Linked DNA regions of Homo sapiens: region 2 is linked to region 1. A link is a loop called in an ENCODE intact Hi-C map of the cell type or tissue named here. Cell type or tissue: ovary. All regions are shown on one strand. Links, peaks and the distances in the headings refer to the core of each region. The heading gives the core; the rest is flanking DNA.

Region 1 (6,076 bases), core at 2,054-4,553:
CTAAGCCCCCTCCATTGCTTAAAAGCCAGTTTGATCATTGTTTCTTAGAACATAGTGACCTGATATGCAGACCTTCCTCTTGTGAATTTGTTGAGGACTTTTCCTACAAGGTCTTCTCCAAGGTCTGTGTGAGGGTTCGGCATTAGCATCTGGGAAGCCAGGGATCCTCATGCTAAGGCAGAACAAAAACAGGAGTCAGGGCTGGAGAGGGGCGTCTGTGGTCTCTGGGGCAAGGCAGCTTGAGGTGGGACCCAGAAGTCCAGGGAATCAGAGAGGAACAGTGGGTTGGAGTAGATCTGTGGGTTGGAATAGGTCTGTGAGAGGTCTTAGGGGAGTGGTCTTGCCCACAGTGGAGTGGCCCCGAATCCACTGAGGATCCCGGGATGGGGGTGCAGGCCTTCGGTTATCATAGACTGTATATGTGTATCTGGGTGGGGGTGGGGGTGGGGGTAGGGTGGTGTGTCTAAGTTCTTTCATGTCTGGGGTGGTGTTGTAGATCGAACTTCTCCCAAACAGGCTCAGCCACACCGGTAGGACGTAGTCTCTTCCTGTTTTGCTTTATGATGTTCCTGTCTCTTAAGCTGAAAAGAGCCCCTGAAAGCCACTATTTAGTTGCCTATACTGACACACACCTGCGATTGGATGGATCGTCTCACACAGAGAGTTATGCACCATTCATAGCTAACCTCAGGGCCGGGGTGGTGCTCAGAAACACTGTCTTTATGATATACATGGGCTTTTGAGCTCGTGGCTTGTGGTTGTGGACTGAGAAAATTGCTTCCTGGGTTTATAGAGATGGTAGGGGAAATGACCCTCTTGCCACCACTTATTCAGTGATGGCTTCCTGGTGTGATGCTTGGGGATGGATGTGACTGAAAGGATTTCAGGAGTTAATTGGAAGAGTACATCATAGCATGCATGATTGATCCCTATGTGGTATTATCATTATTAGAATCCCAAAAAGGTGATGGTTAAAAGAGTACTTAACTATTTGCTGGTCACTGGAGAGATGGAAACACTGAACATGTTTGTCCTTATCCTGCAAGAGCTCAGAGCCTAATATGGACAGCAGATCTGTAATAAATATTGTAGGGGATGGTAGAGGGACAGATTCACATTGACACAAATTTTTAAAAAGTAAATATTTAAAAGTAAACTTTTTCCCTCCAGAATATTACTGGTATTCATCTTCTTCCAGATAGAATATCTAATATAAAACCTATGAAATTTATCAAGAGAAGGCTTAATACAGGAGATGCTGGAAGCGCATAGATTTTCCTCAAATCCCTCTTGGTACATGTGAATCCACTACATCCAGAATCAGGCCATGCATCTTCACCAAATCATTCCCTTTGGGGAAGTCGTGGCTCAGTGCTCTTCTGGTTCAGGAACACTGAGCCAGAGTAAATCACCCCTAATGGTCCTCTCTGCAGCCAGTGAGATTTCTAATACAGCAAGAATTCAATAGAACAATACCTTTCTAAGGTACTAGCTAGACTGTTAAGAGGGGCTAATGTGGTAGCAGCCTCCTGGCACAAAGGCAAGGGTCTGTGGTTAGTGACTGTCGTGTCTGTCTGAGCAGGGAGAATGTCCGTGAGCAGAATAGCTGGTGTCCAGATGCTCCTAGTGAACTTTTATCAGTGAGCAGACGTGGCCTGGGAGGGCAAGCCAGACAGTCCAGCCGGCTTGGAGCTGGAAGGGAGGAGTTCAGTCTTAGGTCAAGATACTGTGCTGAGGGAGGTGGAGCTGTAGAGGCAGTGGGCAAACTGGGGGCTCCCTGGGAGCCCTGGAAGCAGCTTCCACCACTTTGGATATTTGGCAATTGGAGGTGGAAGGATGCCAGGGAAGGTGTTTGGGTTTCTTTTCTCTGTGAAGTTATGGCAGTGCCATCTTCCAATCAGCCATCAAGAGAGCCACCTTTAAGAGTGCCTCAAGTGAGCCAAATTAGGGGATCGCCGGGACAGAAAAGCTGCTGAGGTGGGATGAGCACTGTGGATCATCTTCTGCCCTTCTGGAAGTCTTTGTGGGCTGGACATCCCAAATGTGGGCCTGGGAAAATAACATTTCCCATACTTCATGTGTGTATGTTTCATTTTTTACAGTGGTGCTTTTGATAAGCAGTGTAACATCAAAGCCAAGAACTGTGCTTTCCATTTCTGGAAATATGAGGAGCCCAGAGGCTTCTCTTTGAGATAAGAGCTGTGTGACTGTGTGAGCTACTTAATTTCTCCAAACTTCAGTGTGCACCTTCTTTGCAGGGCTGTATAAGGATTCATTGAGATGCTAACCATGACACACTTGGCTCACAGTGGGTACTTAGTCCTTGTCAGCTTTCCTGCCCGTCTGCAGGGGTGGCAGTGGTGCCAGGGGGTGGCGTGCTGAACTGCAAGTTCATCTGGGATCTCCTGGTTGTGTTTGGATTTAGCTGGGGTGTGTCCTCTCCTCCTACACCTTGAGTCACCAGCCAAGGTGGAGGAGAGAGGATGGGGTGTAGCCTGTGTCCAGCTCTCTCTTGGACATGGTTGGGAGGTGCTGACCACAAGTCCGAGGCCCTGAAAAGAAGTGCTGCAAGGAGGATGTTTCTTTCCCCATTGGCACAGCATCAAGGTTCTCAACAGCTGGACACAAACAAGCTGTTCTGGGAGCCGTGTCTCATTCCCCTTCACCTCCTGCTTGCTGCCTGCTACGCTCACTGGTCACCAGGGCTGACGTATGGGGAGGAATGGAGAGTGGTCTCACTGACAGTGGATGTCATTGTTTGCTCTCTCTGGAAGGAGGATGTCTGACCGAGGCCAGAGACCACGCTCAGGGGACCTGGACGCCCGGGGAGTTCAAGCGAGCCTCTGTCCTCAGTGATGGAGTCCTGGGCCACTGGGGCAGTGTTTGGGTGCTGCTTCCACTCTGGCTCTTGACAACAGAGTTTGTTCCCTTTGAAACAAGTTTGTAGGAACCAGAGTGTGTGAGGGGCCTTTGGCAGCGCTGAAGGAAGGGCAGCTGGAATCTTTGACCCCCTCAGGCCCCCGCTGGCCTGGCTAGAGAGCTCTGCCTGGAAGGGGACCTCTGTTGCTGGGCAAGGGAAGGCACCTTTGGCTTTAGGAAGCCTGAGGGTCTTGTCCCTGTCCTGGTTGCCAGGGCTCTGCCTAGTGCCATGGAAGGGAAGACCAGATTGGAAGTGATTCAGAAGCCGAATAAATGAAGAGCGTGACAGCACTTGAGAGTCTTTGCGCATGTCATCTCATTTAATCCCCTAATAGCAGCAAGGGCGAGAGGCTTAGACATGTTAGGAAGCTTGTCACACCGTAAGCAAGACAGCCAGGAATTCTGATCTCAAGTCCAGCCACCCCTGACCATCGCAGAGCTCTGTGTGTGTGTGTGTGTGTGTGTGTGTGTGTGTGTGTGTGTGTGTGTGTGTGTGTGTGTGTGTCCCCGTCCGTCCCGAGCTGTGTGTGTGTGTCTGTGTGTGTGTGCACGCGTCCCGGAGCGCACGCACCCATCAGTGAATGCTGCCTCCACGTGGGCAAGGCATATGCGTTTTTCTTTCATTATTCTCAGAAACAGGCATCCAGTGCAGAACGGGCCTGTAATGGTTGCTGACTAAGTGCTTAATGGAGATGTTTCTGCTGATAAGCCTCAGTTGAAAAGGGAAAGACGCAGGCAAGCTGGCCAACATCAAAGCCGGGCTTTGTTTATAGATAAGGGTAGGTTTCATTCTGTGGGTTCCAGAGCCCCTGTCCCCAAATCTCAGAGGGGGTGAGTTTTAAACAGAAACTGTGTTTATCTCCCGCAGTGGGCTGGAAGACAGGCCTGCTGGGACTCAGAAGCTTCCCTCCCTCCCATCCTCCCTTCCTTCCTTTTTCCCTTTCTTCTTCCCTCCCTCCCTTCCCAGATAGCTAGCCACTGCCCTCATTTATAACATAACATAAATAATGCTCTCTCTGCCCCAGCTGTTTCCGTTTGGTTTTTGTTCTTCACATATTTTATTCGTACTTGATTGTGGGTTATTTAAAGTAATTTGGAAAATATGAATATTAAGTAGAGGAATCTGGAGAAGAGGTCACAGAACTGTAATGGACCCAAGCTGCAAAAATGCAAAACACAGTGTGTAACCATATGTGTGTGGACCTTCCCTCTTAGTTAAAACTGGCCATGACATGATGGTATGCCCCTCTTAACAGGTGTTTCAACTAGATGTAACCAAGTAATAAGTAGCTTCAATGATTGGGTGATGACGATTGGACTAAATTGTAATCTGGGCAGAAGTATAGAAATTCAACAGTTTTAAGGGCATTTGTGATATATGTGTATGTGTTACTTATGTGTTCTTCAGGACACAGATGGGGCCAAAGGACAAATTTTCTGTGTTTTCAGCACTGGGGTGCATGAGGGAGCAGGTGTCGGCCACACCAACACATATAAGTTGTTGCCTGCGGGTACAGATCAATGAATTCTTTCCTGTTACTTCATGGCTCAGAGGAAAGAAGGAAGAGCCAGCAAGTTAAGATCATGTATATGACGTAGAGCTAATCCTTTTAAATTACATGTTACAGCACTTCAGGTTTTGATATGCCCAGGACTGAGGTCCTTTTAGGTTTTCAGAAGACTGAGAATTCTTAGGAACCTAGACAGGGCCTCTGTTAAGGCTGAGCAAGCTGCGGTCTGCCTTCCTGTCTCTTCTGTTGGGCAGTCACGGGGGTGCTGATGCCAGGTGGCTTGTGAGCCTTCCCACTTTGCACTGTGCCTGCACTCGGGTGGCTTTTTATCAATCCGATACTGTTGCACTCACGTCCCACTTTGAGGCTGGATGAAGTCAAGCTGCCCGCCTTGCTGCCACCCTCTCTCATTCCAGTGTCTCTGACCACACTCTCACTAGGCCCTCTGGAAATCCCCTGTAGGATTTTGGAGGAGCATTCTGAGAACGGTTCTCTTGTATACGCTCTTGTTGTCAGGACACTTGAGCCAAAGTTGTTGGTCATTTGCCCCAGGAGCCCCTTTTCTTCTGCACGCTCTTTTTCCAGGGGATTTCAGGGTAGGTTCAACACTTTAAGTTACCCCGCCCCCTTTTTGGTATTTGTAGTGGCTTACACGCCCCAGGTAACTGAAAACTTTTGTTGGCTTATTAGGGGCATTTCCACATTGGAGCTGTAATCCGTGGAGATCAGGAAGACGTTTTCTTTGGGTGACTTTTTTCTCCTGGTGATGCAGTGGGCCAGTGCAAGGAGGAGGGTGAGTTTAGTTGCTATACACAAGCCAGGTACAAGACTTCCAGAGTGAGAGGGATAATTTACACCCTGTGGCTATTTATTTAGCACATCTTTTGTGTGACTCTCCAGTGCTAGGGACAGGGATCTCAAGATGAGTAAGACCTGGTTCCTGCTCTTAAGATGCTCATGGTTTAGTGGAGGGGACAAAGTGGGACACAGGTGATGATGGCATTACAATGAGAATGTAGAGAACCTACAACTGCTGCACCCCTCCCTGTTCTTCAAGATGCCTTCTCTGGCCATCAGGGCAGCATGTGCAGAGGCCCGCTGGTTTGGAATAGTGTTTCTTTCCATGTGTGATGCAGCGTTCCCTCAAAGCCGAGGCGAGGTTTATGCACACTGCCCAATTGAAATGTGTCTCATGTTCACTCGCTGCTGGATCAGCAGAACCTCGCGCAGGGCACTCCTTGGGCTCACGCTAGCTACTTTGCCTTTGTTTCTTCAGGCCTTGCGCTGCTTGGATTGAATTGGATTCTGCCACGCTGATATTATTATCTCACGCCTTTAAAGCCAGAATTTGTAATAAACTACTAATGTTCTTGGAATAAAGGCACTTCAGAGCATGCGTAGCTTGAAATAATTCTTCTAACACCTAGAAATTAGCCAATTTTACTTTTGAAGGAGATGAGAATAAACATTTAGTGGTCAGCCAGACGGAGAATAAATGGCCAGCATTTGAGATTTTCCTGCTCCTGTTTATGGAGAGAGACTGGCATGTACCTAATTCCCAACTTGTTGATCTGTTGTACCCTATTTTAATTATTTTGCCAGATGTAAACATTTTCCCTTTTTTGTGAACGGAGTGTTTACACCAT
Region 2 (2,500 bases), core at 1-2,500, 480 kb before region 1:
GTAGTCTGCGACAGTTATGCAAGGCTCCTCTGATAATTATGTAGGCAGCCTGAAAGGGGCTTTTGTTCTGGGAGTTATTCATTAGGCGGGCATTGAATTAGAGGAACATGCGGGGGTGCGGGATGGAGGGCAATGATGGCTGATGAGCAAAATGAGGCTTTGATGAGCTCCTCATTGTCGTGACAACAATTCCTGCTTTCTTTTTTTACAGCAGTCAGAAATAAGCTCTCCCGCCCCCGGGAAGGGTTTTTCCCCATTTTGTCAAGGAAAGGGAAACAAAGGAAAACAAAAATCTAATAATCCACCCCAGATGACAAATCATTATGTTTTGCAGGACGTGGAGAGAGAGAGAGAGAGACAGAGAGAGAGAGAGAGGGAGAGACAGACAGAGAGAGAGAGAGACAGAGAGAGGGGTAGAGAGAGAGAGAGAGAGAGACAGAGAGAGAGAGAGAGAGTGTGTGTGTGTGTGTGTGTGTGTGTGTGTGTCTGTATGTGTGTGTCTGTGTGTGTGATGTCTTTGACAGAGGTAAGAGAGTCCCCTCTTGGTCCTAGCTGCCCAGGTGAAGGACCAGGATATGCAGTAACCTGATTCCTGGGGGCCCTACCACCTTCTGGAAAGAGGCCAAGCCCAGCTCTGCAGCCACTTAGACTCTTATTGGTTGAGGCACTGTTACCTACTGGCTTGTTGCTTGTCAATATGATGATCAGTGTTACATACTAGGGGCATGGAATACCCCAGTCTAGCAAGAGACCACCATTCAAATTTAAATGGTCTGGATAACACAATCTGGGCTTTCTTTCAATACCTGGAATCTGATGAAAACTGAGTAACTTCGAAAGAGAAAGGATTTCTCCCCAGGGGAGGTCGATGAGAATAATTATTCCCTTATAGCTTTACCAGCTTTGGGGAAGATTTACCAGCTAGTTGTCTGCATGGAGCTTCTTGCCTTTTTTGGAGCCAGATGGTTTCTTCTTCCCGGAGATTGAGGGGTTTACCAAGAAAAATTAGGATGCACAAAGTGCCAGCAGGTGGCAGCAGGAGCACACATTATGTGAGAAATGCTAGCGAAAGCCTCTCCAGGACCGGGGAGGTAGCTGAGCTTACACTCCATGGTTTTCACTGCTGCTGAGGACCCGAGGAATAAAAATTCCTGGATAATGTACAGTGAGGTGTCCTGGACAGAGCACAGGCATTAGAATCAGACACTCCTGAGTTTGAATCCCAATGTAGTCCTTATACAATTATTTACTTTTCTGCGAAATTTTCTCATCTGTAAAATTGAATGAATAATACCAACCTCACAGAGGTGGTATGAAGAAAAGATGAAGTGAAATAATGTTAGTAAAGCACCCACAAAAGGGCCTGAAATAAAATAGGTATCCAAAAATATTCCTTCTCTTTTCTTTTATGTCCCTATTATTATAAAACACAGCTGGATGGTCAATGACTTCTCAAATTGTATTTATTTGTTTGTTCATCCATTCACATTCATTTGTAACTATACTCCCTACAAGAGATTTAAGCCGGTTTCTCTAAATATTTGTAATACATGAATTTTGCATGCCTGATCCAAACAAGGATCTCAATGAGGACTCATTGTTATCACTCCCACACCCCCGCCACCACCGCCCCCAAAAAACAGTAATGCAATAAAAGCTGTTCAACAAAGATAGCAGACTATGGGTTTTGAGGCATGCCTCTCTGACACTCTGCCACAATTTGGGAATGGGTTTTAGGAAATAGATATTCTTTAGGTTTCCTTCCATAACTATTTGTTCTCAAAAGGTACTTGAAGGCAGTGAGTTAAAGGTTGTACCCTTTCATCCATCATTAGACATGGCTGGTTGCTGTGCATTCATAAGTCAGCAGAGCAGGGGAAGGGTTGAGATCTTCTGTGATTCTAAAGGAGTCTCTCTAAATACAGGTAGCCATGAACACAGAAACACAGATAATATTATTTTGTCACATAATATAATGGGATATTGTCAGAAAAGGACACCAACCTTATAGATAATGGTCAGGAGTAATAAGACTTCAAAGTGGATGATTAAGCATGCAAGGAACTTGGGTTGTTTGCCACAACTATGTAGGTGCAAAAAGTAAACAACAAAAGTCAGTACATCAGAGCAAGAGAGTTTATTATTCACAGCATAGCAAACAGCAGGAACATCAGCTCGGTAGCCCAAGTTGCCCTGTTCCCAAGTCCCATGGTGTGACATGATGAGCCCAGATGGCACCTGTGCGTGCAGTGAGTTGTCCCATAGCTAGGGAGCCCCAGGAAAAGGACTCAGCAGCTTTTATAGCAAGCAGTAAATGAGCCAATTCCCCTTTCCCAGGAAGCAAGTAGTTGTGCAGTAGTCACACAGTAGTATCCTGACCCCCTTCTTGGAATTCTCTACCTGACTAGTTAGAGGAATGGCTAAGGTTCAGAGGATGGTAGGGCCTTGCAGTTTGGCTCACTCAGCAAAGATGTACAGGGACACTCCTAGTCTATGGAAG

The links. Hi-C counts contacts between places; a loop is a spot of excess contacts. Peaks named below come from ENCODE experiments on the same cell type or tissue, not always from the same donor. Only the 100,000 strongest peaks of a DNase experiment are listed, where the experiment ranks them.
Region 2: it touches region 1 in a loop (13-fold over the local background); 3 of 110 quality-filtered maps call a loop at or near these places.

What each region holds. Positions count from the first base shown.
Region 1 is chr11:12,811,417-12,817,492 of GRCh38, forward strand. All of the region lies in intron 3 of TEAD1 (TEA domain transcription factor 1), which reads left to right. Among named protein-coding and RNA genes, the nearest start is that of TEAD1-AS1, 110 kb to the right of the region's middle. In ovary, for the core only: CTCF peaks have their summits at 2,408 and 3,505; DNase peaks (open chromatin) are centred at 2,625 and 3,475; H3K4me3 peaks cover 458 bases; H3K27ac peaks cover 2,352 bases.
Region 2 is chr11:12,330,447-12,332,946 of GRCh38, forward strand. It overlaps a transcript of MICAL2 not described here. Among named protein-coding and RNA genes, the nearest start is that of PARVA, 46 kb to the right of the region's middle. RefSeq lists an enhancer at 24-525. In ovary, for the core only: a CTCF peak has its summit at 1,019 (motif pointing right); a DNase peak (open chromatin) is centred at 1,045.